Linked DNA regions of Homo sapiens: region 1 is linked to region 2. Evidence: read pairs that join two places in POLR2A ChIA-PET (ENCODE). Cell type or tissue: Panc1. All regions are shown on one strand.

Evidence for each region. ChIA-PET counts read pairs that join two places held together with the same protein. Peaks named below come from ENCODE experiments on the same cell type or tissue, not always from the same donor. Only the 100,000 strongest peaks of a DNase experiment are listed, where the experiment ranks them.
Region 1: POLR2A ChIA-PET joins it to region 2 with 13 read pairs; 3 of 35 experiments call an interaction of 5 or more read pairs at or near these places.

What each region holds. Positions count from the first base shown.
Region 1 is chr20:38,628,737-38,632,736 of GRCh38, reverse strand. ARHGAP40 (Rho GTPase activating protein 40) reads right to left here. Exons shown (of 15, transcript NM_001164431.3): 4 at 3,735-3,810; 5 at 3,087-3,235. Among named protein-coding and RNA genes, the nearest start is that of ARHGAP40, 29 kb to the right of the region's middle. In Panc1, no CTCF peak of the experiment used is centred here; no DNase peak of the experiment used is centred here.
Region 2 is chr20:38,430,728-38,434,727 of GRCh38, reverse strand. It overlaps LOC124904958, which reads right to left and starts at 3,935. Exons shown (of 3, transcript XM_047440636.1): 1 at 3,784-3,935; 2 at 123-265. The coding sequence starts at 3,935. SNHG17 (small nucleolar RNA host gene 17) reads left to right here. Exons shown (of 8, transcript NR_185934.1): 2 at 102-224; 3 at 3,616-3,687. SNORA71D (small nucleolar RNA, H/ACA box 71D) reads left to right here and starts at 729; the gene lies at 729-866. RefSeq lists enhancers at 928-1,007, 3,765-4,000. In Panc1, no CTCF peak of the experiment used is centred here; no DNase peak of the experiment used is centred here; H3K4me3 peaks cover 1,427 bases; H3K27ac peaks cover 962 bases.

The DNA of each region.
Region 1 (4,000 bases), 200 kb before region 2:
TCCAAAGTGCTGGCATTACAGGTGTGCGCCACCATGCCTGGCCCTTTAGCGTGATTAATTATTATCATCATTCATAATTTAATGGAGAAACACTGTCAAAGAAAAAGACAAGATAATGTTGAATATTAATTATCTCTGATGTTTTAGAAATAGAAACTCATTATTAAAAAATTTTAGGCCAGGCGCGGTGGCTCACGCCTGTAATCCCAGCACTTTGGGAGGCCGAGGCTGGCGGATCACGAAGTCAGGAGATTGAGACCATCCTGGCTAACACGGTGAAACCCCATCTCTACTAAATATACAAAAAATTAGCCAGGCATGGTGGCGGGCGCCTGTAGTCCCAGCTACTCGGGGGCTGAGGCAGGAGAATGGCATGAACCCAGGGGGCGGAGCTTGCAGTGAACCAAGATTGCACCACTGCACTCCAGCCTGGGCAATAGAGCGAGACTCCGTCTCAAAAAAAAAAAAATTTAGGCCGGGTGCAGTGGCTCATACCTGTAATCCTAACACTTTGGGAGGCTGAGGCGGGCAGATCACCTGAGGTCAGGAGTTCGAGACCAGCCTGGCCAACATGGAGAAACCCTGTCTCTACTAAAAATACAAAAATTAGCTGGGTGTGGTAGCACATGCCTGTAGTCCCAGCTACTTGGGAGGCAGAGGCACAACAATCACTTGAACGTCGGGGGTGGAGGTTGTAGTGAGCCGAGGTTTTGCCACTGCACTCCAGCCTGGGCAACAGAGTGAGACTGTTTCAAAAAAGAAAAAATTAAATAAATAAATAAATAAATATAAATGTTATTTGATGTACTATGATTAATGGAAAATATTATCACTAAGAGAAACTAGGTGCAGAGTACGTGGGAGTTCTGTTTTTGCAACTTGCTGTGGACCTAAGAAAATTCCATTTGAATGAGTGAAAGTACTCTCACATTGGAATAGAGGCTACTGCAGGGGGTGGGGTTGGTTTCCTAAGCAGTAGAGAGTGGTGGTCAGTTGGGAAGGCTCCAGGGTCAGGCTGCCAGGTGTTCCTGTCCTGGCCTTTGTGGGAGCCAATTCTGTCACTTCTCCTCTCTGAGCACCATGATATGGTTTGGCTATGTCCCCCGCCAAATCTCATCTTGAATTTCCATGTGTTGTGGGAGGGGCCCTGTGGGAGGTAATTGAATCACGGGGGCAGGTCTTTCCCAGGCTGTTCTTGTGATAGTGAATAAGTCTCACGAGATCTGATGGTTTTAAAAAGGGGAGATTCCCTGCACAAGCTCTCTTCTCTTGTCTGCTGCCACATGAGACGTGCCTTTCACCTTCCACCATGATTGTGAGGCCTCCCCAGCCATGTGGAACTGTAAGTCCATTAAACCTCTTTCATGCCTTTATCAGCAGTGTAAAAACAGACTAACATATGCCACTTCTCTTTTTTTTTTTTTTTTTTTTTAGGTCTTGCTCTGTGGCCCAGGCTGGAGAGCAGTGGTGCAATCATAGCTCACTGCAGCTTCAACCTCCAGGTACAAGTGATCCTCCTGCCTCAGCCTCCCAAGTGGCTAAGACTACAGGCCTGCACCATCACACCTGGCTATTTCAAAAATTTTTTGTAGAGATGGGGTATTGTTATGTTGCCCAGGCTGGTTTCAAACTCCTAGACTCAAGCAATCCTCTCGCCTTGGCCTCCCAAATTGCTGGGATTACAGGCGTGAGCCACTGTGCCCGATCCTACTTCTCTTTCTTTCTATCATATAGTCAGGGAGCAATGAGGGCACTGGAAGCCTTGGGAACAATGCCCTGGGCCAGGGCAGCCCTCAGTAAAATGTTACCTAAGATTGCATCGACTGCATCATCACGTGGTCAAAGAAGAAACACTTCCTTTAGTAATAGAGGGACTGTGAAAGACTATATTTACTCCATGAGAGAAGTCAGAATAGTGGTTATTCTGCAGGGAAAGGAATTACCTGGGAAGGGCATGCGGGCACTGAGGGGGTGGTGGGGTAGGAAGTTTCTTTCTTTCTTTCTTTTTCCATATTACAAGCCATCAAGCAAGGGAGGAAGTTTCTGTACTCATTTGTTGGTATTTACACGGGCATACACACCAAGCTGTACCTGGTAAATATCTGTGCACTTAACAGCGAGTTATAGTTCAATCTTTAAAAACCTAACTATCAATGATTACATCCTATTTGGAAGGAACTATGCTGGGATAACTGAATATTTTGGGAAAAAAGAACGGCCAGGTGCAGTGGCTCACACCTGTAATCCCAGCACTTTGGGAGGCTGAGGCTGGAGGATTGCTTGAGCCCAGGAGTTTGAGACCAGCCTGGGCAATGTAGGAAGAACCTAACTCTAAAAAAAATTTTAAAAATTAGCTGGGCATGGTGGCATGCAACTGTAGTCCTAGCTACTTGAGAGACTGAGGTGTAAGGATAGCTTGAGCCTGGGAGGTTGAGGCTGCAGTGAGCTGGGATGGTACCACTGCACTCCCGCCTGGGTGACAGAGTGAGACCTTGTCTCAAAGAAAAAAAAAAGAAGGAAAGAAGGAAAGAAAGGAAGAAGAAAAGGAAGGAAGGAAAGAAGGAAGGAAGGAAGGGAGGGAGGGAGGGAAGGAGGGAGGAGAAAGAAAGGAAAGAAAGAGAAAGAAAAGAAAAACAAAGAAAGAAAGAAAGAAAAAGAAAGAAAGAAAGAAAGAAAAAAGAAGGAGGAGGAGGAGGGAAGGGAGGGAGGGAGAGAGGGAGGAAAGAACAGAACTAAAATATTGGGTCTCTCTCTGTCACTCCAGGCACTAAAATTAATTTTAAAAGTAACTAGAAAAACATGTTGATGGACAGTTATGAGCTTGCTGGAGGAGGGAGGGCTTTCTAAGGATAAAAACAAAGAGCATGGAGACAATACTGACAGGACTGTTAGACTGTAAGCATCCTGCTCCCCAGTCTTGATACCCAGCGGTCACTCAGTAAATATTTGTGGTACGAATTAAATGAATGAATGAATTAACAACTTTTGTGCTGGATGCCTGTCAGTGTGGAAGGTGTGAAGAGATGGGTGCTGGTGCCTGAGCACAGGGGGACCTAGCCAACCAGCCCTGTGGACAGCATCCTCACCGGCAGGGAACACTTGCCCCAGGCAGAGGTGCCTCCCCGGGATGGCCTGCTCCTCTGCAGGAGCACCGCAGCTTGTTCTGAGTAGGCAGAGTCCATGTTGAAGGCTTCTTCCCTCCCAGCCTGCTCCTGCAGCCCCCCAGGCTCTGCTGCTGCGGGGCGGGGGAAACAAAGCAGAGAAAGGCAGTGAGAACTGGCTGCCAGGAAGCAAGTGCTTGGGTTCGGGACTTAGGCCCTTAGTCCTAAGAAGTGAGCTCCCAAGCTCAAGTTCAAAGCCCCAGGATCAAATCATTAGGTTTAGGGCTCAGGCTCATTGCCCAGGAAGTGATTTCCTAGCTATGGCCCATTGCCCCCAGGAAATGATTTCCTAGCTAAGACCCTCACTGCCCCAGGAAGTGATTTCCCAGCTAAGGCCAATTGCCCAGGAAGAGAATTTTCCCATCTTGAGCCCCATGGGCCTGATGGCAACAGCTCACTTAAGGGCCCAACCTGTCCCCTCAGGGCTCCTCCCTACTGCCCTTGAGCAGGGAAGGCAGGGAGTCAGCAGGAAGCAGGAAATGCTGGGAGGTGTGCACATTCTCTTACTTCACAGAGCAGCCCTTTATGCAGCCTGGAGGATTCTCAGGGCCCTGGAGAATGAAGACCACTTACCTGGAGGAAACTTAGAGGCCCCGGAACTGAGCTGGGCCCCCTTCATACCGGAGTCGCCATTCTCTGACGACATTTTCTATGCAAATTACAGACAGTGCCCAATTACTCATGTGGGAAGCTGACAATGCTCACACAACCCTGGGAGACAGAAGCCACCCACAACCCCTTTTCACAGATGGAGCCACTGAAGCCCAGAGAGGCTGAGTTACTTGCCCAAAGTCCCACAGCTGCTAAGTCGGGGAATGGGCACTGGGGCCCAAGTCTGG
Region 2 (4,000 bases):
TTAAATGGAAGACGCTGCCAGCACTCCAGTGGGGCAGAGTCTGGACTTCTGTCCCCGGGCCTTGTACTAAAGCCCCCTCCCCGTGCTTTTTCCTTGCCTAGGCCTTGTGGGCTGTGCTGCACCTCGGACGGCTTCGCACCAGCCAGCGCCCTCTCTCTCCTGCAGCACTCTGATCTGCACCCCCTGAGGGGCTTCCACTGTCCGCGGGGTGAGAATGCCCCTGGGTAAGTGCCGCTGCTTCTGCGCACCTTGGGGAAGGACCCTTCTGTGGGACGCAGTAGAGGGGACAGTCAATGAGCTCAGCCAGTTCTGAGTTCTGAGAACTGTCTGGCAAAGCGGGTGCAGAGCAAAGCGTGACTTAGGAGACGGGCTGCGCTTGGGGTCACATGCTAGCTAAGTTCCTTCATTCCCCTGAGGTTGACTTTCTGTAAAGTAGGGAAACTGCAAAGGCTCTCTGAGGGCAGAGGCCTTGGCTGTTTTTCTTGATTTTGAACCCACGGTGCCTGTCCACGTGTAGATACTCAGAACTGGTGGGCTGAATGTACAGCCGAGGCATTTTTACCAGAAGTCTGTTTTCCTGTGGACTCTGGGTGGGGACAGATGGAATCTGCCTGTGAAGTGATGATGGCTCTCAGGGTCCTGGGTACCCTTCTCTTCCCTGGGGGGTGAGCCTCCCTCTGGAGATCTGGCAGCTAACACGCTGACGTGGGCTCACCTGCCCTTTTTTGCACCTGTATTCGAAAGTGATCGTGGGCTGCCTGTGCCCTGGTCATTGATAGTGCAGGGAGAGAAATCGCGGAAAGTGCTTCCCCGTGTTTGGAGGGTCCGCTCCTGTCCCTTTCAAACTCTGGAGCTTTCTCACACCTCCTTCTCACCATCTTTCAAATGCCTCCTGGCACTTGGTGTCTTATTAGTGAGTGCTCCCTGTGCAAGGCTCAGTGCAGGGTTCCATGAGGCGTTCACCAGGGTCTATGAGGGGTGAGTCCCTGCCTCAGGATTGGTGGTGAAACCACAGCTGCAGCCCCCACTAGTCACACCCTGTGGCAATTACTGGCTTGATTGTCTTTGCCTCTCTCTATTGTGACCTTGAGGACAGTGTCTTGAGTTTTGTTTAATATTTTATTGTATTTTTTTAGAGACAGGATCTCACTCTGTTGTCCAGGCTGAGGTGCAGTGTGCAGTGGCGTGATCATAGCTTGAACTCCTGTACTCAAGTGATCCTCGCACCTCAGCCTCCCAAATAGCTGGGACAGACAGGGTCTCGCTATGTTGCCCAGGCTGGTCCTGAACTCCTGGCTTCAAGTGATTTTCCCTCAGTCTTCCAAAGTGCTGGAATTACAGGTGTGAGCCACTTCGCCTGTCTCAGTATCTGAGTCCTGTCTCTTGACTTACCTGGTGCTTGGTAGATGGTTGATTTTCAGCAGTTATGGAACAAATGAAAAACAGGAGATGGGCCGGGTGCAATGGCTCACACCTGTAATCCCAGCACTCTGAGAGGCCAAGGAGTGTGGATCACTTGAGGCCAGGAGTTCAAGACCATCCTGGCCAACATGGTGAAACCCCATCTCTACTAAAAAATACAAAAATTACCTAGGTGTGGTGGCACACGCCTATAATTCCAGCTACTCAGGAGGCTGAGGCACACCAGAATCGCTTGAACCTGGGAGGTGGAGGTTGCAGTGAGCCAAGATCATGCCCCTGCACTCCAGCCTAGGCGACAGAGTGAGACTATGTCCCTAACAAAAAACAAAAAACAGGAGCTGGAAAAAGACAACTGTGGCTGGTCGTGGTGGCTCACACCTGTAATCCTAGCACTTTGGGAGACTGAGGTGGGTGGATCGCTTGAGCCCAGGAGTTTAAGACCAACCTGGGCAATATGGCAAAAACCTGTCTACAACACACACACACTAGCCAGGTGTGGTGGCATGCGCCAGGAGGTGGAGGTTGCAGTGAGCCGAGATTGTGCTACTGCATTCCAGCCTGGGCTGCAGAGCCAGACCTTGTCTTTAAACAACAACAACAAAAAAGACTTCAGTTGTAAGGTGACAGGGCTTAGCACATTGATGCATGTCAGGGAAGTAGTTTTGAGCAAGGCAGCCTGTGTGGGGGTGGTCAGAGCTATTTCCCACTGGCCCAGTGGTCATCCCATGGTGTTCTCTTTGACGGTCTTGTCCGTGGGCCACCAGGATTAATTTCCCCACAGGATTGTCATTGTGATGTCAGCGACCAAAGCCAGAGGTATAGCTAGGCATGGCTGATAGAAGAGTGAGATGTGTAATCAGCCCTGACCCGCAGATGACAGATGGGCCATCCTGCCCATCATAGCCCTTACTGTGTATGCTAGACTGCGCCACGCTGGTGTGCCACACCAGAACCTGTCCTAGGTTCAGAGTCCCCTTCAGTGTACTGCTTCAGGATCACAAATTCAACAATATGTGCATAAGATGAGACTTAAGCTGTCCCTGATGACTGGTTCTTCTCTAGATGAACTCTTCGTGTTGCTGAGACCGTAGACCACTGTTAACACTAGCCAACTTTTAGGAAATGTTTACCACCTGGTGGCTTCTGTGCCAGTACTCTCCTTGTCCTTTCCAGAACGGGTTTGACCAGGTGATGTCTAGATAGCTCATCCAGGGCTTCTTGATTCTGGCAGAGGAGGCTGATTGGTGCAGAGAGGCCCATGAGAGGTATCTCCACCCTGCCAGGAAGCAGGTGGACCATGGTGTTCTATGAGGTCTGTCCTCTGGAGATCTGGGGCTTTGTGTCCCACAAGGGTGGGTGCATGCAGGTTCCCTGGGCGTGATGTCTGGGAAGTAGAGAGAGGTGAGGTAAGAGTGTCTTTGTGCTGGCCCCAGTTTTACCCTCTTTGGGGCCATCATGAATACATTGGGTTCCTCTTGTGCCTGCTTGGGTTTAGCATCTTTAGGGATCCCTTATCATTGTTGTGTCTTGGAATATCTGACTCAAAAGCTGGAGGGCTTTGGCATCAAACCTACCTGTACCTTGGTCCCAAACGCTTTACCACTACTCCCTAGCTTTGGTTCTTTTTGTGATCTTCAGTTTTCTCGTCTGGAAAACAGGAGTACGCTGAGGTGATTTTTCTTAGGATCACACCGTCCCTATCTTCCACGTCCGAAGAAGTCTGCCAGCTTTCTCATCTGGAGGGTCTTTCCTTTACTTCTCCTGGTTGGGGCAGGTTCCGTTTATGTGGGACAAGATGGAAGCTGCTTCATCCTGTGCTCTGCTGTGCCACTGTCCTGGCTCAGGCCATTTTTCAGGCTTCTGACGTTGGTCTCCAATTTCAACAAGCCCTGGATCTCTTTCTGCCCCTGTGTGCAAAGTGATTACAGGCTGCTTGTGTCTTGGTTATTGGTAATAAAGGAAAAGTTACAAGGTTTTCCTCTTGTGTAGAGGCACCATTGTCCATTTCAGACGGGATGACCTCAGGGGACTGTGTCAGTGACCAGGATGGGCTAGACAAGCTGTCAGTACATTCACCTCCTGAGACACTGATTCCCCTGGTGTGTTTTCTGTGGGTGAATATCGTGGTTTCCTGGACTTGCCATAAGCAGTGCCAAGTGCATCAGTCACATCTTGGCTTCTTGTGCCCTGCAGGAGTGTCACATGACTGCCGCCCCATGTGTGTGAGAGGCGTCCTCTGGGAGAGCATGGATCCTGAGGTCCCAGGTAAGTGGGGTCCTGCTCAGTCCTCTAGAGCTCAAGTTCTCTGCAGGTTGTGAGGCCAGAGGTGGTTGGGTGCTGAGGAGTGGGGAGTGAGGACACCGGTGAAGGCTGCTTCCCTTTGCTCCTGTCTTTGCTCCTTCAGCAGGCAGGGACAGGCCTGGGCCCTCTTCTGCCTTCGTGGGGCTGCTGCCAAGAAGGTGCTCCCTGAGCTTGATTGGGGCTCTGAGAGTCCCTGACAAAGACCCTGTCATGTTGAGAGGAAAACCATGTGTTGGAATGGACAGAGGGGCTGCGTTTCAGATTCAAGCCTGGATTC